Regions from separate parts of the Homo sapiens genome. Here region 2 is linked to region 1. A link is an interaction called in ENCODE POLR2A ChIA-PET data of the cell type or tissue named here. Cell type or tissue: MCF 10A. All regions are shown on one strand. Each heading gives the region's core, and the rest is flanking DNA. Links, peaks and the distances in the headings are about the cores only.

Region 1 (16,253 bases), core at 6,049-11,048:
GTTGTTTCTAATTTTTGGTGATTATGTGTCTTGGTTTTATTATTAACATAATTATGACCTTGCAGACTCCTCAGAGCCCTGAGACCTCTTGCTGAGAACCTCTGGCCTACAGCACATCATCTGCATATTCCAGCAGAACATCAATTTTTTTTTTTTTTTGAGACAGAGTCTCACTGTGTAGCCAAGGCTGGAGTGCAGTAGTGCGATCTTGGCTCACTGCAACCTCTGCCTCCTGGGCTCAAGCGATTCTCATGCCTCAGCCTCCCCAGTAGCCAGGACTACAGGCGCATGCCACCACACCCAGCTAATTTTTGTATTTTTAGTAGAGGATGGGTTTCACCCATGTTGGCCAGGCTGGTCTCGAATTCCTGGCTTCAAGTGATGCACCTGCCTTAGCTTCCCAAAGTGCTGGGATTACAGGCATGAGCCACCATGCTAGGCCAATTTTTTTTTTTCTTGTTGCCCAGGCTGGAGTGTAGTAGTGCGATCACGGCTCACTGCAGCCTTGACCTTTTGGGCTCAAGCCATCCTCCCATCTCAGCCTGCTGAGTAGCTGGGACCACATCACATGCCTGGCTAATTTATTTTTTTGTAGAAACAGGGTCTCACATGTTGCACAGGCTAGTCTTGAACTCCTGGGCTCAAGCAATCCTCCTGCCTCAGCCTCCCAAAGTGCCCCAGCTCATCCCATTACAGGCATGAGCCACCCTGCTGGGCCTAGAACATCTTGAATTACTTGCCTACCTATGCTGTGCCCCACTGTCGATAATGCCAAAATCTAGCTCAAGAGTCTCCTCTGCACGGCCTTTTCAAAGCCCTCTTTCCACTATTGCCCGTAGGCACTTTGAGACCCTGAGGTTATTAGTCATGACTGCCTTTGTGTCGTCTGTGTGCCTTTTCTCACTGCTCAGTAGTTGTTTGATGACATGGTAGTTTCTCAGCTTCTCTCTATCCCAGTGGAGCATACAAGTTTAGTACATGTTTAAATTAATAAATAATAATTCCTTTGCATTTCTAAGGCATTTTGTTGTTTATATATTATTGCATTCTTCCTTCAACTATGTGAAGTATGTAGCACACATGGTTTTTAACATTTTTTATTTTTATCAGGCAAGGCTATTAAGTATTTTTTTTTTTTTTTAGCAGGGTCTGGCTCTGTCACCCAGGCTGTCGTGCAGTGCTGAGATCTTGGCTCACTGCAACCTCTACCTCCCTGGCTCAAGCCATCCTCCTACCTCAGCCTCCTGAGTAGCTGGGACTACAGTTGTCTGCCAACATGCCTGGTTAATTTTTTTTTTTTTTTAAGAGATGGGGTTTTGCCATCTTGCCCAGGCTGGTCTTGAACTCTTGGGCTCAAGCCGTCCTCCTGCCTCTGCCTTCCAAAGTGCTGGGATTACAGGCATGAGCCACTGTGCCTGGCCAAGGCTACTAAGTCTTAAAGCTGTGGTTCTTGAATAACCTGGGGAGCTTTTAATAGAAGTCCTGATAGCCCAGACCAATTAAGTCTTAATCTCTAGAGGTCAGGCCTGGGTAGTTAGTATTTTTTAAAAGCATCACTGTTGAATCTGTTGTGCAGCTACAGATAATTACTGTTGTGGAGTTTGACTTATCATGAAGTCTTAGTGGTGGTGTAGTCAAGACTAGAATCCAGGTCTTTTGACTCCTATTCTACTGCCTTTTCCTCTGCACTTTGAACTTTCACAGGAACCAGAAGCACTGCAGAGAGAGAGAATGCCTTGGTATAGATGCCAGTGTTTTCAGTTTTTGGAGGTGCTGTAGTATAAACATTGAATTTAGAGTTGGGACCATGTTTCTGTTTTGGCTCTGCATTTATTATTTTATTTTATTTTTGAGATGGAGCTCGCTCTGACGCCCAGGCTGGAGTGCAGTGGCGTGATCTCTCACTGCAAACTCCGTCTCCTGGGTTCACACCATTCTCCTGCCTCAGCCTCTCGAGTAGCTGGGACTACAGGCGCCCGCCACCATGCCTGGCTAATTTTGTTTTTGTATTTTTAGCAGAGATGGGTTTCACTGTGTTAGCCAAGATGGTATCCATCTCCTGATCTCGTGATCCACCCGCCTCGGCCTCCCAAAGTGCTGGGATTACAGGCGTGTGGCTCTGCATTTATTAACTGTGGATTAATAACTACTTGAGTCTGTTCTCTCTTTAAAAGTAAGGACACTACTGTAATTTCTAAAGCTTATTGTGGGGATCAAGTTAAGTAATATGTTAAAGGATTTTTGTAAAGTATAAAGTGCTTTTTAAAACTTATTTTTACTCAGTTTTAACCTAGTGCGTTTATTAGCTTGCTTTTCTTGGGATCTATAAGTTACACAAGAAATATATAAATATGGTCTCACAGAAATCGTCAAATAACACAAAATTATGCAGAATAATGCCCAGAGGTCACTGTTAGTTGCATACTTTTAATCCTTTGGTATGCATGTAAGTGCATAAATATGTATGTATGTGACATACATTTTTTTGGTTGTCTTAACATAAATAGTAATACTTTGTGTGTTTGTGCCTTTTTATTTTAAACTTAACAGCATGTCTTCGATCATTCCATGTAAGGATATATAAACTTCTCTCATTCTTTTAATAGCTGTATACATTTTTTCATATATTCCCATTGGATGGACGTTTAGCCTGTTTCTAATTTTTCACTTTTATAAAAAAGCTAATGAACATTCATTGCTTTTTTTTTTTTTTTTTTCCCGATATGGAGTCTCGCTGTGTCTCCCAGGCTGGAGTGCAGTGGCGCGATCTCTGCTCACTGTAAACTCCGCCTCCCGGGTTTCTGCCATTCTCCTGCCTCAGCCTCTCTAGTAGCTGGGACTACAGGCGCCCGCCACCGCGCCCGGCTAATTTTTTTGTATTTTTTACTGGAGACGGGGTTTCACCGTGTTAGCCAGGATGGTCTCGATCTCCTGACCTCGTGATCTGCCCGCCTCGGCCTCCCAAAGTGCTGGGATTACAGGTGTGAGCCACCGTGCCCGGCCTTTTTTTTTTTTTTTTTGGAGACAGGTTTGCTCTTGTTTCTCAGGCTGGAGTGCAATGGCGCCATCTTGGCTCACTGCAACCTCTGCCTCCGGGGTTCAAGCGATTCTCCTGCCTCAGCCTCCTGAGTAGCTGGGATTACAGGCGCCCACTACCACGTCTGACTAGTTTTTGGGTTTTTAGTAGAGACGGGGTTTCACCATGTTGGCCAGGCTGGTCTCGAACTCCTCACCTCAGGTAACTCCCCTGCATCGGCCTCCCAAAGTGCTGGGACTACAGGCATGAGCCAGCGTGCCGGCCTTCCTTTTTTTTTTTTTTTTTTTAATTAAAACATTAGTTAATTCTTATTAAAAGATTTATTTCCGGGGCATTGGGGGTTAAGTAGTAAATGTCTTCAGTGTGAAATCTTAAACCTTTTTTACTCAAGTCAGAATAGAACTTAGACTTTTTCGTTGTTGTTAGAAAATATACTAGACCTTTTCTGGGGCAGCTTTTATGTTTTTTGTACATTTTGTTTGTTTTATTTTTGTGGTATTCTTTTTTTTTTTTTCTTTCTTTTTTTTTTTTATTATACTTTAAGTTTTAGGGTACATGTGCACATTGTGCAGGTTAGTTACATATGTATACATGTGCCATGCTGGTGCACTGCACCCACTAACTCGTCATCTAGCCTTAGGTATATCTCCCAATGCTATCCCTCCCCGCTCCCCCCACCCCACCACAGTCCCCAGAGTGTGATATTCCCCTTCATGTGTCCATGTGATCTCATTGTTCAATTCCCACCTATGAGTGAGAATATGCGGTGTTTGGTTTTTTGTTCTTGCGATAGTTTACTGAGAATGATGATTTCCAATTTCATCCATGTCCCTACAAAGGACATGAACTCATCATTTTTTATGGCTGCATAGTATTCCATGGTGTATATGTGCCACATTTTCTTAATCCAGTCTATCATTGTTGGACATTTGGGTTGGTTCCAAGTCTTTGCTATTGTGAATAATGCGGCAATAAACATACGTGTGCATGTGTCTTTATAGCAGCATGATTTATAGTCATTTGGGTATATACCCAGTAATGGGATGGCTGGGTCAAATGGTATTTCTAGTTCTAGATCCCTGAGGAATCGCCACACTGACTTCCACAATGGTTGAACCAGTTTACAGTCCCACCAACAGTGTAAAAGTGTTCCTATTTCTCCACATCCTCTCCAGCACCTGTTGTTTCCTGACTTTTTAATGATTGCCATTCTAACTGGTGTGAGATGATATCTCATAGTGGTTTTGATTTGCATTTCTCTGATGGCCAGTGATGATGAGCATTTTTTCATGTGTTTTTTGGCTGCATAAATGTCTTCTTTTGAGAAGTGTCTGTTCATGTCCTTCGCCCACTTTTTGATGGGGTTGTTTGTTTTTTTCTTGTAAATTTGTTTGAGTTCATTGTAGATTCTGGATATTAGCCCTTTGTCAGATGAGTAGGTTGCGAAAATTTTCTCCCATTTTGTAGGTTGCCTGTTCACTCTGATGGTAGTTTCTTTTGCTGTGCAGAAGCTCTTTAGTTTAATTAGATCCCATTTGTCAATTTTGCCTTTTGTTGCCATTGCTTTTGGTGTTTTGGACATGAAGTCCTTGCCCATGCCTATGTCCTGAATGGTAATGCCTAGGTTTTCTTCTAGGGTTTTTATGGTTTTAGGTCTAACGTTTAAATCTTTAATCCATCTTGAATTGATTTTTGTATAAGGTGTAAGGAAGGGATCCAGTTTCAGCTTTCTACATATGGCTAGCCAGTTTTCCCAGCACCATTTATTAAATAGGGAATCCTTTCCCCATTGCTTGTTTTTCTCAGGTTTGTCAAAGATCAGATAGTTGTAGGTATGCGGCATTATTTCTGAGGGCTCTGTTCTGTTCCATTGATCTATATCTCTGTTTTGGTACCAGTACCATGCTGTTTTGGTTACTGTAGCCTTGTAGTATAGTTTGAAGTCAGGTAGTGTGATGCCTCCAGCTTTGTTCTTTTGGCTTAGGGTTGACTTGGCGATGCGGGCTCTTTTTTGGTTCCATATGAACTTTAAAGTAGTTTTTTCCAATTCTGTGAAGAAAGTCATTGGTAGCTTGATGGGGATGGCATTGAATCTGTAAATTACCTTGGGCAGTATGGCCATTTTCACGATATTGATTCTTCCTATCCATGAGCATGGAATGTTCTTCCATTTGTTTGTGTCCTTTTTTATTTCATTGAGCAGTGGTTTGTAGTTCTCCTTGAAGAGGTCCTTCACATCCCTTGTAAGTTGGATTCCTAGGTATTTTATTCTCTTTGAAGCAATTGTGAATGGGAGTTCACTCATGATTTGGCTCTCTGTTTGTCTGTTGTTGGTGTATAAGAATGCTTGTGATTTTTGCACATTGATTTTGTATCCTGAGACTTTGCTGAAGTTGCTTATCAGCTTAAGGAGATTTTGGGCTGAGACGATGGGGTTTTCTAGATAAACAATCATGTCGTCTGCAAACAGGGACAATTTGACTTCCTCTTTTCCTAATTGAATACCCTTTATTTCCTTCTCCTGCCTAATTGCCCTGGCCAGAACTTCCAACACTATGTTGAATAGGAGTGGTGAGAGAGGGCATCCCTGTCTTGTGCCAGTTTTCAAAGGGAATGCTTCCAGTTTTTGCCCATTCAGTATTATATTGGCTGTGGGTTTGTCATAGATAGCTCTTATTATTTTGAAATACGTCCCATCAATACCTGATTTATTGAGAGTTTTTAGCATGAAGGGTTGTTGAATTTTGTCAAAGGCTTTTTCTGCATCTATTGAGATAATCATGTGGTTTTTGTCTTTGGCTCTTATTTTTGTGGTATTCTTGTTTCACTATTGGGATAGACTTTTAAAGACAGGTGTGTGCATTGCTTAAGTGTAACTCCTTTAGTGTGACTGCTGTATAATTGCCCTTCAGTAGTAACACCAACACAACAGTAAGGGGCAGTACTTATTTTTGGTGGCTACTAAGAGCTTATTATACATATATGTACTAAGAGCATACATTATCTCATTTCTTCATGTGGGTGTTACTCAGGTGAAGTTGAAGCGTTTAGAAATGGAGAGTCAGAGAGGCCAACTTGCGTGCCCAAGGTCAGTTATGAATCTAGGATTCAAAGGTCTTGATTCCAACTGTGATGCTCAACAGTCGCCCAGGATTTTGCCAAATCATAAATGGTACCTTGTGTCTGTGACATCACAGTTTAGTTTCTATGTTATTTATATTTGTATATCTTGTTTTTAAATAGTAATAATTTAACATAAGCAGAAATAGTCCAGGCTCTGCAGTATCTATTCTATAGAAAGTACTTATAATAAAAGTGATATACATTAATACTATAATATAAAGGCAAATACTAAATGAATTTAATAATAAGAGTGGTATTTTGGAGTGAAAAAGGCCACTAAATGGGGGAAGTTGATCTTTAATTCTATTTATTAAATAACAGGATGACCTTGATAAATAATGCTGTTTTCTCATTGGTGACATACTATTAGACTAAGTAGTTCACTTTATATTTAATCAGCCATTATCCTGAGTATTATTAGTGTGAATAAGAAATACTTGTTAGAACATTGGGCAGTGGTAATCAAAATGAATTTCGAAGTGGAATTGTAGTAATGGTTGCCTTACCTTGAGTAATGATAAGGACAATATTTCTGTAATGGATTGTTTATTCATGAAAGATGAAAGATTAAAATGGTCTGTCTCTACTGATGAAAGTAACAGAAGGCAGCCTCAAAGTTTATTTTTATTTTTATTTTTTTAGAGACATAGTCTTGCTTTGTCACCTAGGCTGGAGTGCAGTGGTGTGATCTCAGCTCACTGCATCCTCGACCTCCCTGGCTCAAGTGATCCTCCCACCTCAGCCTCCCAAGTAGCTGGGACTACAGGCATGTATCACCATGCCTGGCTAATTTTTGTTTTGTTTTGTTTTGTTTTGGTTGGGACAGGGTTTCACCCTGTTGTCCAGGCTGGTCTTCAGCTCCTGAGCTCAAGTGATCCACCTGCCTCTGCCTCCCAAAGTGCTGGGATTACAGACCTGCAACACCGTGCCTGGCCAGAGTCTTCAAAGCATATTAAAATATCTATTATTATTTTATTATAGGCATAATTGAGTGTTTTATGGAGCTATGGATGGTTGTTTCTCAATAATGTTCACTATAATTGGAGTTTAAGCAAAGGTATGGTTTCACATGTATTCTTTGTATACTCTTGTGTCACATTTCACTTGAGTGGTAAAATAAAACAGTTCTAAGTGGCATAGTCTAGAGGTCAGGTGATGGTGTCAGCCTCTTAACCCTTACTTGATCTCCTTAATGCATCTCAAGTTTAACATGATTGCTGAATGGTTGAAACAAATCTGATGAACTCAGACTTATTTGCTGAACCCTTTATTTTATTAAGAGGTTAGAAAATATGAGAAACCACAGTTCAGATATTATGATACTGTCTCGTTCATGGTTTTAATTTTTTAAAGGACATGTTTTTGGTCAGTATATACTGGGTGATTGCCTGACAGAAGAGAATGAGTATGCTGGCTCACCTTCCTGTGTAGACTTGTGCACTCAGAATTAGTCAGCTTCCAGGAAGCAATTGGGTGGTAATGACTTTTAGTTGCTATCAGTATGCATAGATTCAAATAAAACCTTGGGCATTCTGCTCTGAACAATACATTTAAACAAAATTCTCAATTTCTTTTTTTCTCCCGTATCCAGATTAATTTACTTGAATAGACTCAGAAACAACATTATACTTTATTGCCATCTACAAGGAGCTGTTTTTTGAGATGACATTCCTCTTAGAGGAATTTACTTCTTTTTCCAAAATTTACAATTCGCTATTTCTGTCTGTGTTCTACATTTACGTTTTCAGTACGTAGAATTTAAATATTCATGTACATTCTGTCCTAGTGACTAAGGAGCATTATGTAAGGAATTTTTCTTCCTCTTTCAGTATATTGACATCACATTCCTTGGCCTAGTATTCATTTTGTGTTTGTATTTCAGTGTAATCCTAACAAGTCCATTCAAGCAGTAGTTGAACCGAGGTTAAGTGGTATTATGGTTGTTTGGCAAGTTATAGCCATAAACACTTACTTTTAAACACAGAATGGCCTGGGGTGTCTGTAATATTCAGTTGCATAATCACAGATTATGCTTTACAAACACAGGAATAAGTACCTGGGTCACATAAATCTTCAGTGAGAAATTGCTCCAGAGGATGGAGCCTACATCTGTAGAGTTCCCTTGAGTGTTTTCTTAGGTATATTAACATTTTTCATTTAATTGAAATGTTTCTGATTGGATGGAACTGTGGATAGTATTTTAGAATTTCCAGATAATCTCCTAACAAACATCTAAAGGAATGGGTTGAAATGTTACCAGTGTTGGGCTGGGTGCAGTGGCTTATGCCTGTAATCCCAGCACTTTGGGAGGCCGATGCAGGCGGATCATGAGGTCAGGAGATCGAGACCATCCTGGCTAACACGGTGAAACCCCATGTCTACTAAAAATACAAAAAATTAGCCAGGCATGGTGGCACGTGCCTGTAGTCCCGGCTACTCGGGAGGCTGAGGCAGGAGAATCACTTGAACCCGGGAGGTGGAGGTTGCAGTGAGCCGAGATCACGCCACTGCACTCCAACCTGTGCGACAGAGCAAGACTCCGTCTCAAAAAAAAAAAAAAAAAAGTTACCAGTATTGGACGGGTGTGGTAGCTCACGCCTGTAATCCTAGGACTTTGGGAGGCCGAGGTGGGCGGATCACTTGAGGTCAGGAGTTTGACACTAGCCTGGCCAACGTGGTGAAATCCCGCTTCTACTAAAAATATAAGCAAATTAGCTGGGTGTGGTGGCTGGCGCCTGTAATCCCAGCTACCCGGGAGGCTGAGGTGGGAGAATTGCTTGAACCCAGGAGGCTGAGGCAGGAAAATCGCTTGAACCCGGGAGGCAGAGGTTGCAGTGAGCTGAGATCACGTCACTGGACTCCACCTTGGGTGACAGAGTGAGACTCTGTCTCCAAAAAAAAAAAAAAAAAGTTACCAGTATTTAAAAATGTATATACTTTTCAAAATTTTATATTTTTTCTCCTCTCTTCTTCCTTCCTGATACCTTTGTGATTTGAAAGCTATTTAAAATGAAACCCTGGTTGGGCTCAGTGGCTCATGCCTGTAATTCTAGCACTTTGGGAGGCTGAGGCAGGAGGATTGCTTGAGGCCAGGAGTTCAAGACCAGCCTGGGTAACATAATGAAATGTCCCTACAAAAAGTTAAGAAAAAATCCTTAGACTCAGTTCACCCTCTGCACACTGGCTGGAGTGGAGTTTAGAGTCATTCTGTTTGAAATGACTGGTAAAGTGTCCATTCAGGGCAGCTCTGCTATGAATGCAAGGAAGTGGTCTTTGGAGCTCTTGTGTAGTATTTGAAAGTACTTCGTGTTACTGCAGACAGCCAAAGAACTGAAATAGAATGCCTGTGATCATGTTTAGAAGATCCCATGGGCATATTGTATATTCTTTAGAATGATGTCAGTATTTTTGACAAAATTTTTTTACTTAACTGCCATTTGCAGTATTTATCAGGAAACCGGAGATATTTGATATAGGACTGTTTTTGTAGTATTTTACTAAATGCTTTTATTGAACGATTCATTCTTCAATTTATCAGTAAGAGTTAATTTTTTGTAATTATTTATATACTCTTATATGTTTTATTCCAACTAATTTTGTCGGTAAACTTATTTGGAGAAATCGTATTCAGTTAAAAGTATTTTCTTGATAGAGCCTTCAAGGTTGCACACTATAGATTTTTATTTATAGTATTTATTATTTTTTATAAATCTATAGTTTTATTAAGACAGAAACTGACAGTGTGGTATGAAGTTTACATTTAAACAAAGTTTTCACAGAAATCTAAAGTATATTATTTTTAATTTTTAATTTTAGTAAAGTGGTCATGCCTGGTTTAAATTGTAAGTAAATAGTAATACAAGGCTTGGAAAGAAAAATTCCTATGCTGTATGCTTCCTGCTTCTCTCTCTGAGGCAACCGTTTTGAAAGTTTTTTTTTTTTTTTTGCTGTTTCTAGTCGCATTCACTGCCATATATCTAAATAATATATTTTCACTCCTATAGCCTGTAGTTTTCAATTGCAAACATTATATTTTGACTTCTTCCTATACAAGGTAAGGATTTGGCTCCTCCTATTTCCCTTTCCCCATCCTCTCAATGATAATTTTACCTAAGTTTTGGTCAAGCCATCATTCAGTATTTACAGTATTATCATTTGAATGTTGATGACAGTGACCACAGAGTTTTCAGTGATCATAATTTCTTTCTCCAACTGTTTCTCCAATAGAGACAGACCATTTTATTTGCTTAGCTTTCTATTTATCAAACAATAATTTTGTTCTAAATATTCTTATAGAACTATAACAACTCAAAGGGTAAAGCAGATTAGAGAATTCTTCAGTTCTGGTTTTCTCTTGGCACTGTCTCTTTCGGGGTTCTGTGTCCTGTTGGTTCTGAGCTGCTTGCTTTCTAGCCTCTGGGGAGCTGCCATTTTGGAACTTCTTTTTACCACCATCTTGGGGATTCTCTTGGGCTTTTTCCTTTGGTGGACTTTCTATTTCCTAGATTCTGTGTGGTCATCTTTCTTTATTTTCCCATTTTGGTGGGAAAGAGATATATAAGTATTAATATATACCAATATCCATCTGCCCATGAGTGGGATTTAAAGCAAACTTTTATTTCCTAATTGTCTGCTACTAATATGTAAGAATATACTTGATTTTTTTTTACATCAGCTTTGTATCCTGCAATCTTGTTAAATTCATTTCTTATAATAGTGTAGTTGTTTTTTAGATTCTGGAATTTTCTACACAAATGATCATGTTCCACAAATAAGAGATTTTACTTCTTTATTTCCGATCTTTATGCTTTACACCTCTTTTTCTTGCTTTATTCCAGTATAGTGTTGACTAGAAAGTGGTGATATCAAGCATTCTTGCTTTACTCTTCTCAGGAGAAAATAATTCAGTCTTTTGCCTTTAAGTATTATATTGGTTTTAGCTTTTTGTATTTGTCCTCAGTTATTTGATAAAGTTCTTTACTCTTCTAGTGTGTGGAGAATTTTTATCATGAATGTCTATTGGATTTTGTCAAATACCTTTTCTGTGTCTATTAGACTGATCCTGAGCATTTTCTTCTTTAATCTGTTAATATGATGTATTACACGGATTGATTTTTAAATGTTAAACCAAAAATGCATTATTGTGATAACTGTGGTGGCTCATGGTATACCTTTTTATATAGTATTGGATTTAATTTGCTAAAATTTTGTTAAAGATTTTTGTGCCTCAATTAATGGTCTGTGATTCTTATTTTTTGTTTAGTGTCAGCATTATGCTATCCTTATAAAATGAGTTGGGCTTTGATCCCTTTTCTGTTTTCTGAAAAAGTGTATGTAGAATTGGTTTAATCTTTTTCTTGAATGTTTCATAGAATTTGCCAGTGAAATCATATGGACTTAGAATTTCCATTTTTGAAATATTTTAAATAACAGATTTGATGTCTTTAAAAAATATATGGCTACTTAGACTTTTTCTTTCTTGTGTTATTTTTGATAGGTTCAATTTTCCAAGAAATTTGTCCATTTCATGTAAGTTGTTGAGTTTGTTGGCATAGTTAAACATTGTGTTCTCTTATAATCTTCTTTTTTTTTTTCTAGTAGGCATGTTGGGTTTACTTTGATTAGCAAATTGGCTTTTACAATTATTAGAAAATCATTTATTTGCCAGTATTTAAAAATCAGGAGGTTCCACGTGATCCAGATTTAAGCTACTCTTGAAAAACTAAAAAATCAGGCAACTTTTTTTTTTTTAAGTATTCCTTTTTCTTTTTAATCTCACCAGCATCAGTTATTTCATTTATTTATTTTTTTTTAGTATTTATTGATCATTCTTGGGTGTTTCTCCGAGAGGGGGATTTGGCAGGGTCATAGGACAATAGTGGAGAGAAGGTCAGCAGATAAACAGGTGAACAAAGGTCTCTGGTTTTCCTAGGCAGAGGACCCTGCGGCCTTCCTTAGTGTTTGTGTCCCTGGGTACTTGAGATTAGGGAGTGGTGATGACTCTTAACGAGCATGCTGCCTTCAAGCATCGTTTCCATTTAACCCTGAGTTGACACAGCACATGTTTCAGAGAGCACGGGGTTGGGGGTAAGATTATAGATTAACAGCATCCCAAGGCAGAGAAATTTTTCTTAGTACAGAACAAAATGGAGTCTCCTATGTCTACTTCTTTCTACACAGACACAGTAACAATCTGATCTCTCTTTCTTTTCCCCACATTTCCCCCTTTCTATTCGACAAAACCACCATCGTCATTATGGCCCGTTCTCAGTGAGCTGTTGGGTACACCTCCCAGACGGGGTGGCAGCTGGGCAGAGGGGCTCCTCACTTTCCAGATGTGGCGGCCGGGCAGAGGGGCCCCCCCACCCCCCAGATGGGGCGGCCAGGCAGAGGCAGCCCCCACCTCCCAGATGGGGCGGCGGCCGGGTGGGGGCGCCCCCCCACCTCCCAGATGGGGTGGCGGCTGGGCGGGGGTGCCCCCCCACCTCCCAGACGGGGCGGCGGCCGGACGGGGGCGTTCTCCACTTCTCAGACAGGGCGGCTGCCGGGTGGAGGGGCTCCTCAACTTCTCAGACGGGGCGGCCGGGCGGAGGCACTCCTCAGTTCCCAGACGGGGTCGCGGCCGGGCAGAGGCACTCCTCACCTCCCAGACAGGGTGGCAGCCGGGTAGAGATGCTCCTCACTTCCCAGACTGGGCGGCCAGGCAGAGACGCTCCTCACTTCCCAGACTGGGTGGCCAGGCAGAGGGGCTCCTCACATCCCAGACCATGGGCAGCCAGGCAGAGACGCTCCTCACTTCCTACACGGGGTGGCGGCCGGGCAGAGGCTGCAATCTCAGCACTTTGGGAGGCCAAGGCAGGCGGCTGGGAGGTGGAGGTTGTAGCGAGCTGAGATCACGCCACTGCACTCCAGCGTGGGCAACATTGAGCACTGAGTGAGTGAGACTCCGTCTGCAATCCTGGCACCTCGGGAGGCCGAGGCGGGCAGATCACCCGAGTTCAGGAGCTGGAGACCAGTCCGGCCAACACGGCGAAACCCCGTCTCCACCAAAAAATACAAAAACCAGTCAGGCGTGGCGGCGCGTGCCTGCAATCCCAGGCACTCGGCAGGCTGAGGCAGGAGAATCAGGCAGGGAGGTTGCAGTGAGCCGAGATCGCAGCAGTACAGTCCAGCCTCGGCAACCGAGGGAGACCGTGGAAAGCAGGAGATGGAGACGAGGGAGAGGGGGAGACAGTGGAAAGAAGGAGAGGGAGAGGGAGAGCTAATCTTCTTAAATGTCTATAGGATCTCTGGTTTTTTGGTTTTGTATTTCCATTTCTGATACTAATGATTTGTGTTTTGTCTTTTTTTTTTTGATCACTCTAACTAAAAGTGTGTCGGTTTTGTTGATATGGTACTTTTAAAGACTCAGCTTTTGGCTGTGTTAATTTTTTCTGTTGTCTTTTTTTCATTTCAGTGACTTCTGTTTTCTGTTATTTTCTTCTTTCTATTTTGGGTTTAGTTTGCTCTTTTTCTTGTTTCTTAAGGTGGAACCTTAGGTAACTGTGGTAGATCTTTCTTATTTTCTTTTATTAAGCATTTAAAATAAGACATGTTTTCTATTTGTTGCCATTTGGTTCAGATGTTTTCTGATTTCCTTTTTGGTTTCATTTTTGACCTATGAGCTCTGGAGGTGTGTTGTTTCATACATTGGGGATTTTCTTAGATATCCTGTTATTGATTTCTAATTTAATTCTGTTGTGGTCAGAGAATATTTGTGGAATTTCAATCCTTTTATTGAGAGCCCACCATATGATATGATCTGTCTTGATAAATGTACCATGTGCATTTGAAAGGAATGTGTCTTTTTCAATTGCCACATTTTCTGTGAATGTTAATTAGGTTGATAGTGTTTTTCAGAACTTCTAGGTCATTCCTGATTTTTTTTTTTGTCTAATTGTTCTATCACTGAGTGATACATTGAAAATCTATGATGATTTTGTCATTGTCCTTTTTTTATTATGTCTGTTGTTGCTTCATTTATTTTGAGATGTGTGTACATTCATAATTGTATGCCTTCATGAATTGTCTCCTTTATAATTATGAAATGTTGCTTTTCATAATTATACTCTTGATGGTAATACTCTATTTAAAAGTTGATTAGAAGCTCTGTGTGTGGTGAGGCTGGCATTCCTTTGCCTCTGGATGATCTGTTTGGGCCCTGCCATTTCAATGGTAGTCCCCTTATTGATCTAGTTCTTCTCATTTTCAGCCTCACCCCTTAGTACCTCAGTTTCTTAGCCGTTCTGAAGTTCTGTATCATGAATAGATTGCTTCCTCCTGGTGACTTCCTCACACTTCGTTTTCAGCTTTCTCCAGTTTGCTAAATCAATTCCCAGTTATGTGTTGCTTTTCTATCTGTCAGAATTTTGTTGACATCTCATATGCTGTTGCCTTTTTTTCATATTTTTCTGTCATGTTCTTTGTTGTCATTTCCGGAGGGAATGGAGGTAAGTGTCATCCACTTACTTACATTACATTAAGACTTTCTTTCTTTCTTTTTTTTTTTTTCCTTTAAGAGACTGGGTCTCACTCTGTTGCCCAGGCTGGAATACAGTGGCCTGATCATTGCTCACTGCAGCTTCAAACTCCTGGGCCTGAGCAGTCTTCCCACCTCACCCTCCCAAGTAGCTATGACTACAGGTGCAGGCCACCGTGCCTGGCTAATTAATTTTTTTTTTTTTTTTAAAGAAATGTGGTCTCGCTGTGTTGCCCAGTACTGGCCTCAAGCGAGCCTCCTACCTCAGCCTTCCAAAGTGTTGGGATTATAGGCGTGAGCCACTGCACCTGGCACAGTAAGACTTTTAATTGACATACATTGTTGTTAACCTGATCTTTAAAATATAAAACACTAATTCAGTGTTATCTTCTGCCATGTAAGGAAAAAAGAGTGCGTGTGTGTGCGCGCGTGCGCGTATGGTGTCTATTTCAGTGATTTGAAAACTAATGTATTTCTTGCTGTAGATTTCATTTACATTAGAAAGTATTAGTGGTGTTTACTTTCTTTGTGCTTCGTTTGGTAGACATTGAGCAGTATTTTATACATTTTCCATTTTACAATTTTAATACCGTCTTTTTTTGTTATGGGGCTCACTATCACATAAAATGTTTTTGTAAATGATTAGCTATTTTTTGTGTTTTGATAACTTATTATTGCCATATTCTTTCAAGTGCCTTCTTTTTGAAAATAATAATAATAATATAGAATAGAGGTTTCTTTGACCTAGGATTTGAAAGTCACAGAGTTGCCATTTTAATCTAAGTCATGTAAATATACTGCTAGTTTCTTCACCCAGAAATGTAAACTTCACAGAGTTGTTAAGGGTATCTTACTTGTAAGGTAATAGAAAAGGGTTTAAAAACATACCTAATGTGTGTAAAATTGTGTATGGAATAATTAACATACTTTTGGATAGTTAGGAATTAAATTATTTGTGTTTATGTCCTTTGATAATTAAATGGTTCTTGTAGATAACTTTTAGTTGAATATCCTTTGTGGTGTAAAACTTGTCCCATGCTTTGTAAAATGACGCTCATCTCATAACTTCTTCATATCCCAGATACAGTCCTGCATGAAGGTAGACAGCTGCCCAAATATGGTACTTAAATGCTCAAGAACTTACAGGCCTCTAAATTGCTCCATGTTCAGTCTGGTATTTTGCGATGCATTCCAAAGATTCCTGTTAATTGCCTGTGTTGTTACTGAAGAAGTTATATCCTGGGATGTTATCTGCCTTTGGCCTCTGGACAAAAATTTGGTTTTATCTGGAGAACAAGACTTTAAGAGAATAGGATACAGGACTCTTAAGTTTTTTGGATAGCAGGGTAGAAGAAATCTAAAATCTATGCAATGTCAGGGTTGGTAGGCCTTGATAGAGAGCCATAGCTCTTAGCCTTGGGAAGCAGGGAAATGATTCCAAGTAGAGTAGGGATACAATATCTATTTTTCAGGCCTTTTAGATCCAGCCCTGTCTGATCTCTTAATCATCATAATACTTATGTAGTTATTGTCATGTTTGAGTATAAAATCCATGCACTTGAAGACCAAAGATCC
Region 2 (16,253 bases), core at 6,852-11,851, 50 kb after region 1:
AAATGTGTATTGAGCTGCACATAAAGAGATTACCAATTAAAGAAGGTTTTAGAGACAAAGTATAAAATTTCATAATTGTGATTTGATTAGTAGTGGTGATTTTTTTCCCCTTTTACTTACTATGAGTTATAGTTGTGTGTTTTTCAAAATTTGGAAATAACTACTAATAAAGTTCATAATTATTTTAATCTAGGTTTTGAGAGATTACCTGAAGTTGCACTCAAAAGCAAGATATACTACTAACTTTGAAATGGAATAAGGTGAGTTGGTGGATTAGTTCCAAAGTCACATTGCAGGGAGGAAATGTCACTCAAACTGTCATTCTTAGAAGACCTGCTATTTGGCCAGGCGCTGTGGCTCACGCCTGTAATCCCAGCACTTCGGGAGGCTGAGGTGGATGGATCACCTGAGGTCAGGAGTTTGAGAACATTCTGACCAACATGGTGAAACCCTGTCTCTACTAAAAATACAAAAATTAGCTGGGTGTGGTGGCACACACCTGTAATCTCAGCTACTTGGGAGGCTGAGGCAGGAGAATTGCTAGAACCCAGGAGGTGGAGGTTGCAGTGAGCCGAGATTGTGCCATTGCACTCCAGCCTGGGGGACAGGGCGAGACTCCATCTCAGGGAAAAAAAACAAAAACAAAAACAAAAACAAAAAACCCTGCTCTTTATAGCAGAATTTTGATTTATCAAATGTCCGATATTTTCTGCCCACTGGCTTTTCCCTTTTTGAAGTGGAAAAGGAAAATATGGGAAATGCTTGTGCAGTTTTAGTCATTGATTTCTGAATTCATTGTTGTCATCTTTGCAGATGAAATAGTTTGGATAATTTTCTGGCTACTTAAGAAGGTTTTCTGTTACATGTTTATGTTTTCCCTCCATAGTGAATGCATTTAAAATCTTCTCTATGTTTCTTGAAATTAGGTGAGAGCTTATACTTCAACCCATGTTCTAAGAATCTTGTTAACTCTAATGCATTGGTGTATAGTTTGGGGTGCCAGGCTTTTCCTGAATAATTGAGAAATGATCAGATGATCTACCCTTTGACTGACGTATACTGGTATATGCATTACTATTGCTCTTCGAGTGACTGTACTGGCTTACTCATTTCTTAAACATTTTAAACAATTACAAAAGGATATTCTTTTATTGAGAAAAACAACAGCTTAATGCAGATTAAGGGAGACGTATTTTATACAGGCCAAAAATACTGTCATATGTTAAATTCTGGGGTTGTATAGGTTTCATTATACTTAACCTTGATCTCAGCCAGATGCTGAAACAAAGACCTTGGAGTTTTTCTCATTTGTTGCTTTGTCAGAAGAAAATTTCCTAAGGAGTCAGCTCTTCTGGAGTGACTGCATCCTATAACGGATGGTCAAGTTATCTGACCATCTCCCCTCCATAAACCTTTGTGCAGAGCTTAGGGGATGGGTAATTGGAGCACTGCTTTTAAAGTGGCTTGCTATTTGTGACCTTCCTTGAATTTCAGTAAGGGAAATTTGGGAATCATTATCTCTGAAAATGTTTTTAAAGTACATTAGGGCACTTTTCTGGGTTACATTTATTTGACCGTTCCCAGCATCATTCTTCTTTAATAGAGGTGGAATCTAAGATTTTTAGATATCTGTAATTTTTAGCCATTTGAAAAATCCAGGCTTATAATAGCAACACAACTGAAAAACTGTCTTTGAAAACATAACATCTTTGGAACTGCCAAGAATTGCTTAATGGTGAAGCAAGCAGCCTGCAGGAATGCTCTGTGAATGTAGCTCTGCTCTGGTACTTCGAGAGGGAAGAAAAGTCAGTACATATTATTGAGTGCCCTGTGATTTTTACCTCAATCTTGGAAGCTGTTTTTCTAGATATACTTTTTTTTTCCCTCCAGAATAGCTATATGTTATTGAAATGTGCACCTTCAGTGCAGTTCTCAAATGTCTTAATTATTTTTTTTTTTTTGAGATGGGATCTCACTCTGTCTCCCAGACTGGAGTGCAATGGCATGATCTCGGCTCACTGCAACCTCTAACTCCCAGGTTCAAGCGATTCTCCCGCCTCAGCCTCCCAAGTAGCTGGGATTACAGGCGTGTGCCTCCACACCCAGCTAATTTTTGTATTTTTAGTAGAGATGAGGTTTCGCCATGTTGGCTAGGCTTGTCTTGAGCTCTTGACCTCAGATGATCGGCCTGCCTCGGCTTCCCAAAGTGTTAGAATTACAGGCGTGAGCCACCATGCCCGGATGTATTAATGGTATTTTAATAATAACTCTTGGTTGATAAACTTAAACATGACAGTTTTGAGCAGGCACCTTAAGTTCTGTATACTACCGTGAGGCCAGGCACTTGTTTAGCTTCTGTGTCATACAGCTACCCCTTGTATTTTGTTCTTTTTTTTTTTAGTATAATAAATCTATAGTTTTATTAACACAGAAACTGATAGTGTGGTATGAGGTTTACGTTTAAACAAAGTTTTCACAGAAATCTAACACATGCCTAAAAAGATTTTACAATCTAGCTCTAGATGCAAGTCCAGACAATATCAAGAACTGATGGATCTCATGACTCAAGACAGAGCATTTTGGGTTTCAGTTACTTGTTAGGATTTCTTAAAAATGGTTTTTGTTTTTTTTTTATGGGTTTTAATACACCTTGTCTTTTGAATTGAGTTGCTTCGTTTGATAACTTGAACCTCTGGGCACTGAAATATCTTCTTTTAATAGAAGTGATATCTGGTAATGCTGGTACAGTATCTCTAATAGGTCAGGTGGGAGATTCTTCTGTTATACATCCATTCTTACTCAGGTCTCCTCAGGCAACACAGGAGGAGGCCATGACTCAACAGTTCTCCCAACCTGTTGGTGACATGACTCTTCGCCTTCTAAGTGTATACTTCCTTCCTAAGTGCTATTTCTCTACTTAAGGGATATCTAAAACAATTTCTATACTCTAAAAGAAAGAAAAATCTACACACACACACACACACACACACACACACACGCATGCACACACACACAACCTTGTATATATATAGTTTTATGTGTACCTTATTAAATCCATCATTCTTTTTTAAATTATTTTTTGAGCAGCATTATTCTAGAATATAAATACTGAATTGAATAAGCATACTTTTTTCTTTTCCTTTAAACACACTTTTAAAATACAGTTTTTAAAATTAAATAGAAACATGGTCTCACTGTGTTGCCCAGGCTGGTCTGGAACTCCTGACCTCAAGTGATCCTTCTCCGTTGGCCTCCTGAAGTGCTTGGAATAAAGGCATGAACCACCGTGCCTGGCCTGCATGTAACTTTCGACTCCTCCAGAACTTAACTACTAGTAGCCTACAGTTGACCAGAAGCCTTACCAATAACATGAACAGTTGAATAACATGCATTTTGTATGTTATATGTATTATATACTGTGTTGTTACAATAACATAAGCTAGAGAGAAGAAAATGTTATTAAGAAAATCCTATTGGGAGGCCGAGGCGGGTGGATCACGAGGTCAGGAGATCGAGACCATCCTGGCTAACACGGTGAAACCCCGTCTCTACTAAAAATACAAAAAATTAGCCGGGCGAGGTGGCGGGTGCCTGTAGTCCCAGCTACTCGGGAGGCTGAGGCAGGAGAATGGCGTGAACCCCAGGGGGCGGAGCCTGCAGTGAGCCGAGATTGCGCCACTGCACTCCAGCCTGGGCGACAGCGAGACTCCGTCTCAAAAAAAAAAAAAAAAAAAAAAAAAAAAAAAAAAGAAAATCCTAAAGAAGAGAAAATATATTTGCTATTCATTAATGGAAGTGGATCATAAAGGTCTTTATCCTCATTGTCTTTGCATTGGGTAAGCTGATGAGGAGGAGGGAAAGAAGAGATTGGTCTTGCTGTCTCCAGTGGCAGAGGTGGAGGAGGAGGAAGGGGAGGCAGGAGAGGCAGGCACACTTGGTGTAACTGTTATTGAAAAAATCCACTTTTAAGTGGACATGCACAGTTCAAACTCGTATTGTTGAAGGGTCAACAGTGCTAGACAGTTTTATTTTCTAAATGCTAACTATAATACAGTATAAAAATACTAAAAATGTATAGTAGCTAGGGGATGATTAGAGAATCTTCCTTTCATCTTTGGCTGTGACTAGTTTGAATTGAGTTTGACATGGCCTGAGGTCACTTCAGAATTATTTTGTTACACGTTTTTATTATCCAAAGCCCATTTCTTTGTTCTTAAAGAAGAAAATGATAGGAAATCCTTTAGCCTAACAAACATTTTTATCAGCCAGTAGAATGGTGATCTGACTCTTTCGTATTTACTAATGCTGTTGTACCCTTTTTCTCTTCAGTAGGAACAACTTATTCTCACTCAGCTTTTATTTTTATGTTCTCCAGAACATAAGAGAGCAGCTGCCCATGCCAAATAGTTACCTCTTTTAAACTCATTCTACTGGAGCAAATGGTAAGAGGTATTTGAATTAAGTTGTCTTTGGAGGGGTGTGCCTTATTTCTTAATACCTGATTATTTTTTTGGGCCCAGATCTGCATGGGTATGATTGTCTATAGTAGTATATTGTAATTTTATAATGGTACCATGTTGCCCACTTTCTTGACTGTCTCATATATTTAAAATTTGCTAATAGTGGATTTGAACAAAAGTCTAAAGGAAGGAATCAGAAAATAAAGAAGAGAGAACATGAACTATGTGGATGTAGTTGGAGGTCAGGGTAGGAATTGTGCAGAGCTCAGCCCCACCCCCTACTGTCCCTATTTGACTTAAAAAGTTGGGTGACATGAGCATTTTTGAAGACCTGGCTTCTGAGACAGCAGGTCACACGGCAGAACTGGAGAAGAAGCTTGGGAGAAGCTTGCATTTGCCAGTTGATCATGAATTGCTAATGTTTCTCGAAGGGCTTAGGAAACAGTGATGGGGATTTTATTTTAAAACCTGGACTTCATTTTAATGTTTGTCAATCCCTCAGCATATTTTATATATAAGAGGAAGTTGTAAATGTCTTCACTAGTATTTAAGTGCCTTTCCCCAAAACCATGTATGGAAAATTAAGGCCATATGGTGGGTAAAGTCTTAAATGTGGGGAAGTTCAGCATGCCACGTTCTGGAGCTTTTGGTGCTCCTGCGGGGAGGGCTTTATTGTATCTTTTTGGAAAAGATTTTTAATAAGCAGGAGAATGTAGCGTTGAATGTCCTTGGCTTGAAGGCCATTACTACTCACATCTGCACAAAATGGGCCAAGGTCTTCAGTGAGTAGATGATAAGGGAAACACAGTGGTATGGGTGGGCAGCCCTTCCGCCTGATATCAGCCTCTCAGAGCAGGGGTGTTTCCTGAACCGTTGCTGTCTCAGCACATGACTAGCCTTGAGTTCTGCCTGTAATAGTTTCCTTAATTAAAACGGTCTGATTGGCACTCTGGATGAGCGTTCAGTAGGTTAAATAGTGAATGGTTGCTGTAGAGCTAACGGACTTTGTTTTCTTTCAGGGTTTTTTTTTTTTTTAAGTCTATAGCTTAATTCAGTAACTGACCCTTGTCTGCTACCGACCAGTGTTTTTTTCCAGTCAACTGAAAAGTAAATGTTTTGAGAAATTGACTAGGTAACATTTGATAAATATCTGTCTTTGTGTAGGGACTTTCAGGGCTGTTCTGGCCTGAAATGAAAGCTTTTGGGCCAGGGGTGATGGCCCACACCTGTAATCCTGTAATTTGAAAGGCTCAAGGAGGATCTCTCTTTTTTTTTTTTTTTTTTTTTTTTTTTTGAGACGGAGTCTCGCTCTGTCGCCCAGGCCGGACTGCGGACTGCAGTGGCGCAATCTCGGCTCACTGCAAGCTCCGCTTCCCGGGTTCACGCCATTCTCCTGCCTCAGCCTCCCGAGTAGCTGGGACTACAGGTGCCCGCCACCACGCCCGGCTAATTTTTTGTATTTTTAGTAGAGACGGGGTTTCACCTTGTTAGCCAGGATGGTCTTGATCTCCTGACCTCATGATCCACCTGCCTCGGCCTCCCAAAGTGCTGGGATTACAGATGTGAGCCACCGCGCCCGGCCAAGGAGGATCTCTTGAGGCAAAGAGTTCAAAACTAACCTGGGCAACATAGTGAGACCCCATCTCTTAAAAAAAAATTAGCTGGACATGGTGGCATGCACCTGTAGTCCCAGCTACTTGGAAGGCTGAGGTGGGAGGATTGCTTGAGCTTGGGAAGTTGAGGGTGCAATGGGCCATGATCACACCACTGCACTCCAGCCTGGGTGACAAAGCAAGACCCTGTCTCAAAAAAACAAAACAAAAACCTTAAAGCTTTTGTAGTTATAAGGTAGATATTCTGTGTTTGTTGACATCGTTTCTTCCCTGGATTTATTAGTGGAAAAGTTAATTAAGCAAATAATTATTTTATATCTATTATGTAGAGAACATTTTGCTTAGTATTAGCCAGGATAGAAATATGAAAAAGAAATGCCTCCTCGTAATCAAGTTATTTTTCTAGAGGAGAATTAGACATAGTTGGAAATGGTCATAATAAATGACCAAACATAATAAGGCCTTTAGTAGAAATATAGGTAAATGCATTGAGGCATTTATAGAGGGAGGATTGAATCCATGAAGGTGGCATTATTCGAACAGGGCATTGAAAGGCCATCTGACTGTCTGTCTGCCTATCTACCCATCTATCTGTCTACTAAAGGAGTAACATTTGGTTTTTTAGGTAACCAAAGCAACTCATCTTTGTTGTGTAAAATCTTGGATGTTCTTAATGGCACACAGATCAAAGTAAAAATCACCTAATTCCCACCAGATCACTCAGTCTTCACTAACATCCAGAAGTAACTATCTCTGCTATCACTTTTACTTATTATCTATGGAATTTTCCAAACATGCATAGAAGTAGAGAGAAAAGTGCAGTGAGCCCCCATATACTTATCATCTAGCTTCCACAGTCATGGACAGGGACATTTTGCCATTCTGTCTGTCTTTCTCCTGCTTTTGTGTTTTTTTTTGTTGGAGTTTCAGATATTATACTATTTAACTTATAAATACTTCAGTCATTTTTTGTTAACAGAGAAGCACTTAAAAAAATAGCAGCAATGTCATCACCATTAACAAACTTACTATGTACTCTAGCTAGTCGTGTAAGCCCTAGTCCATGTTTTCTCTATTGTTTCAAAATTGTCAGTTTACCGTTGGTTTGTGGGAATCAGGATCCAAGCAGCCTTCACACATCGCACGTGTCTCTTTTAAGTCTTTCTTAATCTGTAGCATTTTCTCTTCTCTCCCTTTTTTCATGTAATTTGTTGTGGAAGAAATGGGGTCATTTGTCCTGTGTCACTTTAATAGTTTTCTTTCAGTTTTGTTCTTCTTTGTGATCAAAGATATGTTTTAAAAGCAAAATTAAGATCATATTGCGCATACTGTTTTATGAGCTACTTTTTATACTTAACGATTGAATGAGGACATTTTTCTATTATTTACTCTTCTTCAATTAGTTTTTATTTTCTGTTAAATCTTATGGAATAATAGTAACTAAAATGAGAAAGATGTAGTTGATTATATTTAAAGTAAATCTGGCCAGGCATGGTGGCTCACGCCTGTAACCCCAGTGCTTTGGGAGGCTGAGGCAGGAGGATTGCTTGAGGCCAGGGGTTTGAGACCAGCCTGGGCAACATAGTGAGACCCCCATCTCTACAAAAACGAGAAAAAAAAAGGTAGGCAGGTATGGTGGTGTTTGCTTGTAGTCCCAGCTTCTTGGGAGCCTAAGGTGGGAGGATGGCTTGAGCCCAGGAGTTGAAGGCAGTGAGCTATAATCACTCTACTGTACTCCATCCTGGGTGACAGAGTGAGACCTTATTCTTAAAAAAATTATAAAATAAAATAATAAAATAGGTAAAGCTTACATTAATGATATATATTATAACAACAGATTGGTTATTTCTTTCCTCCTTGACTCCCTCCCTCCCTTTCTTCCTTTCTTTTTTATTCCAGTAGCTGTTATGGTTGGATATAATATTGGAGATGCAATTACCTGGATTGAAAGTCCATTTGGTTTTTCCTGGGGAATGTAGAAGATGGTTGTGTAAAAGACAGCCTGCCTGATGGTTCCTTGACAGGGCTGAAAGTAGAGGGAGGTAAATGGTGCTCACCCAGGCCGTGATTTTCTGGAGATTTACCGCAAGAAGGGGACTCATAATTATTGTTGCTGAACTTTATTAAAATGTTAAGCTTACATTCTCATATAAACTAGGCCACTGTAATCCCAGCACAGTGGGAAAGGATTCTTAGTCGTTAAAATGGAGTATGACGTTTTTACTTAGTGATGCTAACATTTTTAACAGTTGTATATGAGGACGTCTTTCAGTTATTGCCAAACTTTTAGCCTGGGAAAGAGATATGTGTGTTGGCTCATACCTATAATAATTATACCAGCTGAAGCTTCATGTGGCCATTTAAGTAGACAGAGTCAGCTTCATTTATGATGTTATAATTATCCCTATGGTAGTTTGTATTCTTCCATTTGATTAGACCTTTTGTAGTTATTTTAACTTTTATTTGTTGTTGCTTTTTCCTTTTTTAAAAATATGAAACAATACATATAACATCTTAACCATTTTCACCGTACAGTTCGTTGGTATTAAATACATTAATAATGTTGTCCAGCTGTCACCACCATCCATCTTCATAACTCTTTTCATTTCAGTAAAACTGAAATTCTGTACTCATTAAACAGTAACTCCCCATTCCTACCACTGCCCAGGCCCTGATGTCCATCATTCTGCTTTCTGTCTCAATGATTTAGGCTACTTGAAGCACTTCATATAAGTGAAATCATCATACATTATTTGTCTTTTTGGTGACTGGCTTATTTCACTTACCATAATGTCTGAAGATTCATCTGTGTTGTAGCATGTGTAAGAATTTCCTTCTTTATAAAGCGGAATAATATTCTGTTGTATGTGTATACCACATTTTGCTTATCCATTCATCCATCGATGGACACTTGGGTGGCTTCCGCCTTTTAGCTATTGTGAAGAATGTTGCTGTGAAAATGAGTGTACAAATATCTCTTTGAGACTCTGCTTTGAATTTTGTTGGTAAATACCCAGAAGTAGAATCATTGGATCATCTGGTAGTTCTATTAAAAAATTTTGATGAACTGCCATAATCTTTTCTTCACAGTGGCTGTACCATTTTACATTCCTACCAACAGTGCACAAAGATTCCAGTTTCTTCACATCCTTGCCAATACGTATTTTCTGGTTTTTTGATAGTTGCCATTGTAATGGGTATGAGGTGGCACCTCGTAATTTTGATTTGTATTTCTCTAATGCTTAGTGATGTCGAACATTTTTTTATGTGCTTATTGGCCATTTTAATATCTTTTTTGGAGAAATGTTTATCCAAGATCTTTGCCCATTTTTGAATCAAGTTGTTTGTTTTGTTGTTGAGTTACAGTTCTTTATATAGCTGTGATGTTAATCCCTTGTCAGATATATGAATATGATTTGAAAATATTTTCTCCCATTCTGTGTGTTGCCTTTTTTAGTCTGTTGATAGTGTCTTTTGATGCACAAAATTTTAAAATTTTCATGAAGTCCAATTTATCTGTTTTTTAATTTTGTTATATATGCCTTTAATGTCATATCTAAGAAAACATTGCCAAAGCCAGTGCTGTATAGCTTCTACCTTATGTTTTCCTGTGAGAGCTTTATAGTTTTAGGTCTTACATTTAAGTTTTTCATTCATTTGAGTTAATTTTTGTAAGTAGTATTCACCTAACTGTATTCTTTTGCATATGCAGTTTTCCCAGCACCATTTGTTGAAAGGACTGTCCTTTCCCCATTGAATGGTCTTGGCGCTCTTGTCAAAAATCATTTCACCATGTATGCAAAAGCTTATTCTGGGCTCTGTATTCTATTCCATTGGTGTCTGAGTCTGTCTTTATGCCAGTACCATATTGTTTTGATTACCATAGCGTTGTAGTAAGTTTTGAAATCAGAAAGTATGAGTCTTCCTGCTTTGTTCCTTTTCAGGATCATTGTGGCTATTTGGGTCCCCTAACATTTCATGTAAATTTTAGAATTGTTTTTCTTATTTATGCAAACATATCATTGGGATTTTGATAGGGATTGTATTACATCTGTATGTTGTTTTGGGTAATATTGCTATCTTAATATCAAACCTTTCAGTCCTTGAACATGGAAAGTGCTTCTATTTATTTCTTTTAACTTCTTTCAGCAGTGTTTTGTAGTTTTCATTGTACAAGTCTTTCACTTCCTTGTTTAATTCCTAGGTATTTTATTCTTTTGATGCGTTTTTGTAATGTCCTTTTAAGATTGTCCATTGATAAGTATATAGAAATGCAACTGATTTTTGTATGTAGACTTTGTCTCCTGCTATGTTGCTGAATTCATTTATTAGTTCTAACAGTTTTTTGTGGAACCTTTTGGGTTTTCCACATGTAAGATTATATCACCTGTGGACAGAAGTAATTTTACTTCTTTTCCAGTTAGAATGCCTTTTATTTCTCTTTCTTGCCTAAATGCTCTGGTGGAACTTCCTGTACTAGGTTGAATAGAAGTGATGAAAGCATGCATTCTTGCCTTGTTCGTGATGTTAGAGGAAAAGCTTTTATTTTAGACTTTCATTATAGACATGATGTTTGCAACTGGTTTTTCATATGTTGCTTTTATTTTATTGAGGTAGTTTCTTTCTATTCCTAGTTTATTGAATGTTTTTATCATGAAAGGGTGTTGAATTTTAACAGATGCTTTTTCTGCATCAATTCAGATGGTCATATGGGATATTTCATCTCTTCATTCTGTTAATGTGGTGTATGATCTTTGTATGTTGAGCCATCCTTGTATTCCAGGAATAGATCCCACTTGGTCATGGTGTATAATCCTTTTACTATGCTGCTGAATTCAGTTTGCCAATATTTTGTTGAGGATTTTTGCATCGGTATTCATTAGAGATAATGGTCTCCAATTTTCTTGTAGTATCTTCATCTGGTTTTGGTCTTAGGGTAATACTGGCATCAGATAATGAGTTAAGAAGTGTTCCCTCCTCTTCAATTATATGGAAATTTGAGAGGGATTGGTGTTAGTTCCTTATTTGTTTGGTAAAATTTACCAGTGAAGCCATTAGGTTCAGAACTTTTCTTTTTTGAGAGATTTTTTTTATTACTGATTTAATCTCTGTACTAGTTATATCTCTTAGGTTTTCTGTTTCTTCATAATTTAATGTTGGTAACATTTTGTATTTCTAGGAATCCATTTTTTCTAGGTTATCCAGTTTTTTTGCATACAGTTCTTCATAGTGCACTCTTATAAGCCTTTTTATTTCTGTAGAATCAGTAGTAATGTCCCCACTTTCATTTTTGATTTTAGTAATTTGAATCTTCCCTTTTTGTGTGTGTGAGTACATCTCAGTAAATATTTGTCAATTTTGTTGATATTTCCAAAGAACCAACTTCTGTTTCCTTAATTTTCTCTGTTGTTTTTCTTTTGTTTAGTTTATCTCTACTCCTTCTTTCTGTGAGCTTTGGGTTTAGTTTGTTCTTAAAGTTAGGTTTTTGACTTGAGATTTTGTCTTTTAATGTAAACATTTATAGCTGTGAATTTTCCTCTCAGCACTGCCTTTGCTGTGTCCCATAAGTTTTGGCATTTGTGTTTTCATTTTTGTTCAAGTCTTAAGTATTTTCTAATTTCCCCTGTGATTTCTCCTTTGATCTATTGGTTAAGAATATGTTGTTCAGTATCCTACAATTTTGTGTTTTGTGGAAATAGTTTTACTTCTTATTAATTTCTAACTTCATCGTGTTGTGATTGCAGAAGACATTTTATGTGGCATCTTTGAAAATCTGTTGAGACTTAATTTGTGGCTTAGTATATGGCTTGTCCTGGAAAATATCCCATATGCTTTTAAGAAGAATGTGTATACTGTTCTTGGAGTGTTCTGTATATACCTGTTAGTTCAGTTGGTTTCTTGTGTTTTTTGAGTCCTCTGTTTCCTTGTATCCAGTCCAGTTGTTCCATCCATTATTGAGAATGGGGTATTGATGTCTCCAACTATTATTGTAGAATGGTCTATTTCTCTCTTTGGTTTTATTTTAGATTTATTTTAGATATTTTGATAGTTAGGTGAATAAATTTTTATAATGGTTATATCTTGCTATATTGTATTTTTTGTTACTATATAATGTCCTTTTTTTGTTTAATGTAAGCGTTTTTGACCTAAAATCTATTTTGTTAGGTATTAGTATAACCATCCTTGCTTTCTTTTGGTGACTATTTGCACGAAATAATCGTTTTATTACTGCACTTAGAATCTGTTTGTGTCTTTGGATCTAAAGTGAGCCTCTTGTAGATAGCATATAGTTGGATCATGTTTTTTAATTTTTTAATCTTTAAACACATGTCCTTTGTCTATCAGAGGTTGTTTTTATCTGTTCTACCATTCTCTGTCTTTTTTGATTAGAGAGTTTAATCCATTTACATTTAAAGTAATGACTGATAAGGAGGCACTTTTGTCATGTTGCTATTTGTTTTCTACATGCCTTGTAGCTTTTTGGTTCCTTATTTCTAGCATTAACTGTTGACTTTTGTATTTGTTTGTTTGTTTGTTTTTAGTGAAACCTTTAAAATTTTTTTTTTCTTGTTTGTATTCTGTAGGTATTTTCTTTGTGGTTACCATAGGAATTACATTTAACATTCTAAAGTCATAATACCCTAATTTGAATTTCTTTCTTTTTTTTTTTTTTTTCCCAAAGACAGAGTCTCACTCTGTTGCATAGGCTGGAGTGCAAGTGGTATGATCTTGGCTTACTGCAACCTCTGCCTCCCAGGTTCAAGCGATTCTCCTGCCTCAGCCTCCTGAGTAGCTGGGATTACATGCGTGCACCACCATGCCCAGCTAATTTTTTTGTATTTTTAGTATAGACGGGGTTTCACCATGTTGGCCAAGCTGGTCTCAAACTCTTGACCTCAAATGATCTGCCTGCCCTGGCCTCCCAAAGTGCTGGGATTACAGTTGTAAACCACTGCACCCAGCCTGAATTTATACCAGCTTAACTACATAAACTCTCTTCCTCTAATAGTTCAGGCACCACCTTTTTCACTGTTGATGTCACAGAATTACATCTTTATACCTTGTGTGCTCAAAAACATAAAGTAATAATGAACTAATAAGAGATTAGTGCATTCATTTCTTAAACCATGTAGAAAACAAAATGTGGCATTGTAACTAATAGCACTACCTTTTAGACTAAATTTTTAGAGAAAGTTTAGTCTCTTAAATCACAGAGCAAACAAAAAATGCAGTTACAGACTGTTTTTACAATGATACTTTTATAATTGCTCCTGCATTTTCTTTTATTGAAGTCTTTATTTCTTTATGTGGCTGCAAGTTACTTTTTAGTGTCCTTTTATTTTTACCCTGCAGGGACTTCTTTTATCATTTCTTGCAAGACGGGTCTAATGGTAGTCAACTTTCTCAGCTTTTTTTTTTGTCTGAGAATGTCTTCATTTCGCACCCACTTTTGAAGGACAGTTTTGACAGAATAACATTCTGGTTGATAGGTTTGTTTGTTTGTTTTTTGCACTTTGAATATATCTTCCTACTGCCTTTTGGCCTCCAAAGTTTCTGATGAGAAAACTGCTAATAATCTTAGGAGGATCCTTTGTATGTGATGAGTTGCTTTTCTCCTGCTGCTTTCAAGATTCTATCTTTGTCTTTAGAAAGATATTATAATGTGTATCAATGGGGGTCTCTTTGAGTTTTCTTGTCTCCTTTTGGAACTCTCACAATGTATGTGTTGCTTAGCTTGATGGTGTCCCATAGGTCCCCTGGCTCTGCTCACTTTTCTACAGTCTTCTTCCTGTTTCTCAGACTTGATCATTTTCATTGTCCTCTCTTCAGGTTCACTGATTCTTTCTTCTGCATCCTCAAATCTGCCTTTGATTCCCTCAGTGGATTTTTCATTTCTATTGTGCATTTCAACTTCAAAAATTTTTTTCTGGATTTTGCATCTCTTTATGAATATTTTCATTTTGCTTATGAATTTTTTTTTAAGTTTCTCTACATCTTCCTTTAGTTCTTTGTTTATCTTTAACATGGTTGTTTTTGTCTAGTAAATCTGCCAACAAGTATTTTTCAGGGTCAGTTTTTAATTTATTTTTTCCTTTGAATGGGCAGTATTTTCCTGTTTGTGTTTCTTGTGATTTTGTTGTTGTTGTTGAAAACTGGACACTTTATTTTTTTATTTTTATTTTTTTTGAGATGGAGTCTCATTTTTTTGAGATGGAGTGCGGTGGTGTGATCTTGACTCACTGCAGCCTCCACCTCCCAGATTCAAGCGATTCTCCTGCCTCAGCCTCCCAAGCAGCTGGGACTATAGGTGTGTGCCACTGTGCCTGCTAATTTTTGTATTTTTAGTAGTGATGGGGTTTTGTTTGCCATGTTGGCCAGGCTGGTCTCGAACTCCTGACCTCAGGTGATTCCCCCCACCTCAGCCTCCCAAAATGCTGGGATTACAGGCATGAGCAACCATGCCTGGCTGAAAACTGGACATTTTAATCTCATAATGTGCCAACTCTGGAAATCAGATTCTCCCCCTTCCTTATGATTTGCGGTTTTTTTTTTCTTTTTTACTGGTTTTATTTTTATTTTTATTTTTATTGTAGGCTGTCTGTGTGCTGATGATCAATCTGATGTGTAAATTTAAGGTCTTTTCAGATATTTTCTGAGTCTGCACCTTTCCCTGACCATGCATGGTCACGTTCTAATTTTCCCCATATATGTGGTTGCTTTTGAATGGCCTAGTCTTTAATGTCTGGCCCTTAAAAGGGGTAAAGAGAAAATTGAATGGGGGTTGGGGAGAAGGGCTCTGGCCTGTTAAATGCCCTGAAGTCCCTTTGGTCAAAAAGGAGGGGCTTCCTGCAAGAGGGGAGGTTCAACAACAGTGGCCTCTTTGCACTTTTGTGATCAGAAGCAGCAGTCAGCCATTAGAGCACAGATCCCTGATATTTAGAGGGCAGGGTCCTTTTTGCCCATCCTGGCTCTTGCCAGCTGTGTGCAAACTACTCTAGGAAATGTGTGCCCAGCTACCTGCCCCAGGACTTGGGGTAGATGATGGGTAGCTGCAACTACGGTAAGAGCCAAAATTAAATGAAAATAACCTCAATGAACTGTTCAGGCTTTCTGCTAGAAGTTGCAAGTTTTCCATAGATTCCACAGCTCCAAAATAATTATTTTGGATAGATTCTGCCAGTGCATCTATTGTCTGGGCGGGAAGACAGATTCCTGATACTTGCTACTCTGTGATCATCCCAGAACCTGCTCCTCAATTTCATTTTAATTTAGTAATAGTTGCTGAGATATTATTTTTATTTCACCGTATTATTTAATCCCAAGTCACTTGATAACATTTTGTTTTTGTGGGACATTTTTTCAAGATTAATTTTTTAATAGAAGTAATAAATTAGTCCATTTATAAGGTTTGAGTGCCTGTTTCCTCCCCACTTCCCTCGTCCTGGTTCTCTGGCTTGCTCTCCACTGGTAAACAGTTTGTTGATTTGGTACTTTTATTTTTATTTATAATATAAAAGCATTGTATTTTTGTATTTTAGAAACTTCACATAATTGCCATTGTATTTAATATCTGTAATTTTTTTTTTTTATTCAACAACTGGCTTTGGATAGGTATTCATGTTGGTTCATATAATCCCAGTTCATCCTTTTTAACTGCTGCCTAGTCATGGGGATTGATTTTTTTTTTCTTCATTTTTCCCATTGCTGAACTTCTAGATTGTTTCTGATAGTTCCTGATTATAAACAAGGCTGCAGGCAACATCCTTGTCCTTGGCTCTGTGTATATGGGCATGTTTCTCTATGCAGTTGTCAGGTCATGGGATATTGTAATAGACACTCTCGAATTGCTTTATCTAAGTGGCTTCCATCAGCAGAGGATAGGTTCTTTAGTCCTATATGTTTATATGTGGAGAAATGGTACAGGATAGGAACTGTGTTTGAAGACCTGATGTATATTTACAAATAGGTAGATCTCATTAGCTTATAATATTTGGCTTTGAAGTTGAAGGCTAGTTTTATTCATTGCACTGTATTTTGCTATCAGATGTGAATTTATTTAGAAATAAAGAATTCTGCTGTTGAATAATTGCAGGTAAATTACTATAATTACCATTGAGCTTTTATGTAAAAGTAACACCTTGTTTTACAATCTGTGCATTGGGGGTAAAGCTAGGTGTGA

The links. ChIA-PET counts read pairs that join two places held together with the same protein. Peaks named below come from ENCODE experiments on the same cell type or tissue, not always from the same donor. Only the 100,000 strongest peaks of a DNase experiment are listed, where the experiment ranks them.
Region 2: POLR2A ChIA-PET joins it to region 1 with 5 read pairs; 4 of 35 experiments call an interaction of 5 or more read pairs at or near these places.

The regions. Positions count from the first base shown.
Region 1 is chr14:71,364,605-71,380,857 of GRCh38, forward strand. The region is part of intron 2 of SIPA1L1 (signal induced proliferation associated 1 like 1); the gene reads left to right. Among named protein-coding and RNA genes, the nearest start is that of SNORD56B, 26 kb to the right of the region's middle. In MCF 10A, for the core only: no CTCF peak of the experiment used is centred there; DNase peaks (open chromatin) are centred at 7,607 and 8,107.
Region 2 is chr14:71,413,755-71,430,007 of GRCh38, forward strand. All of the region lies in intron 2 of SIPA1L1 (signal induced proliferation associated 1 like 1), which reads left to right. Among named protein-coding and RNA genes, the nearest start is that of SNORD56B, 24 kb to the left of the region's middle. In MCF 10A, for the core only: no CTCF peak of the experiment used is centred there; no DNase peak of the experiment used is centred there.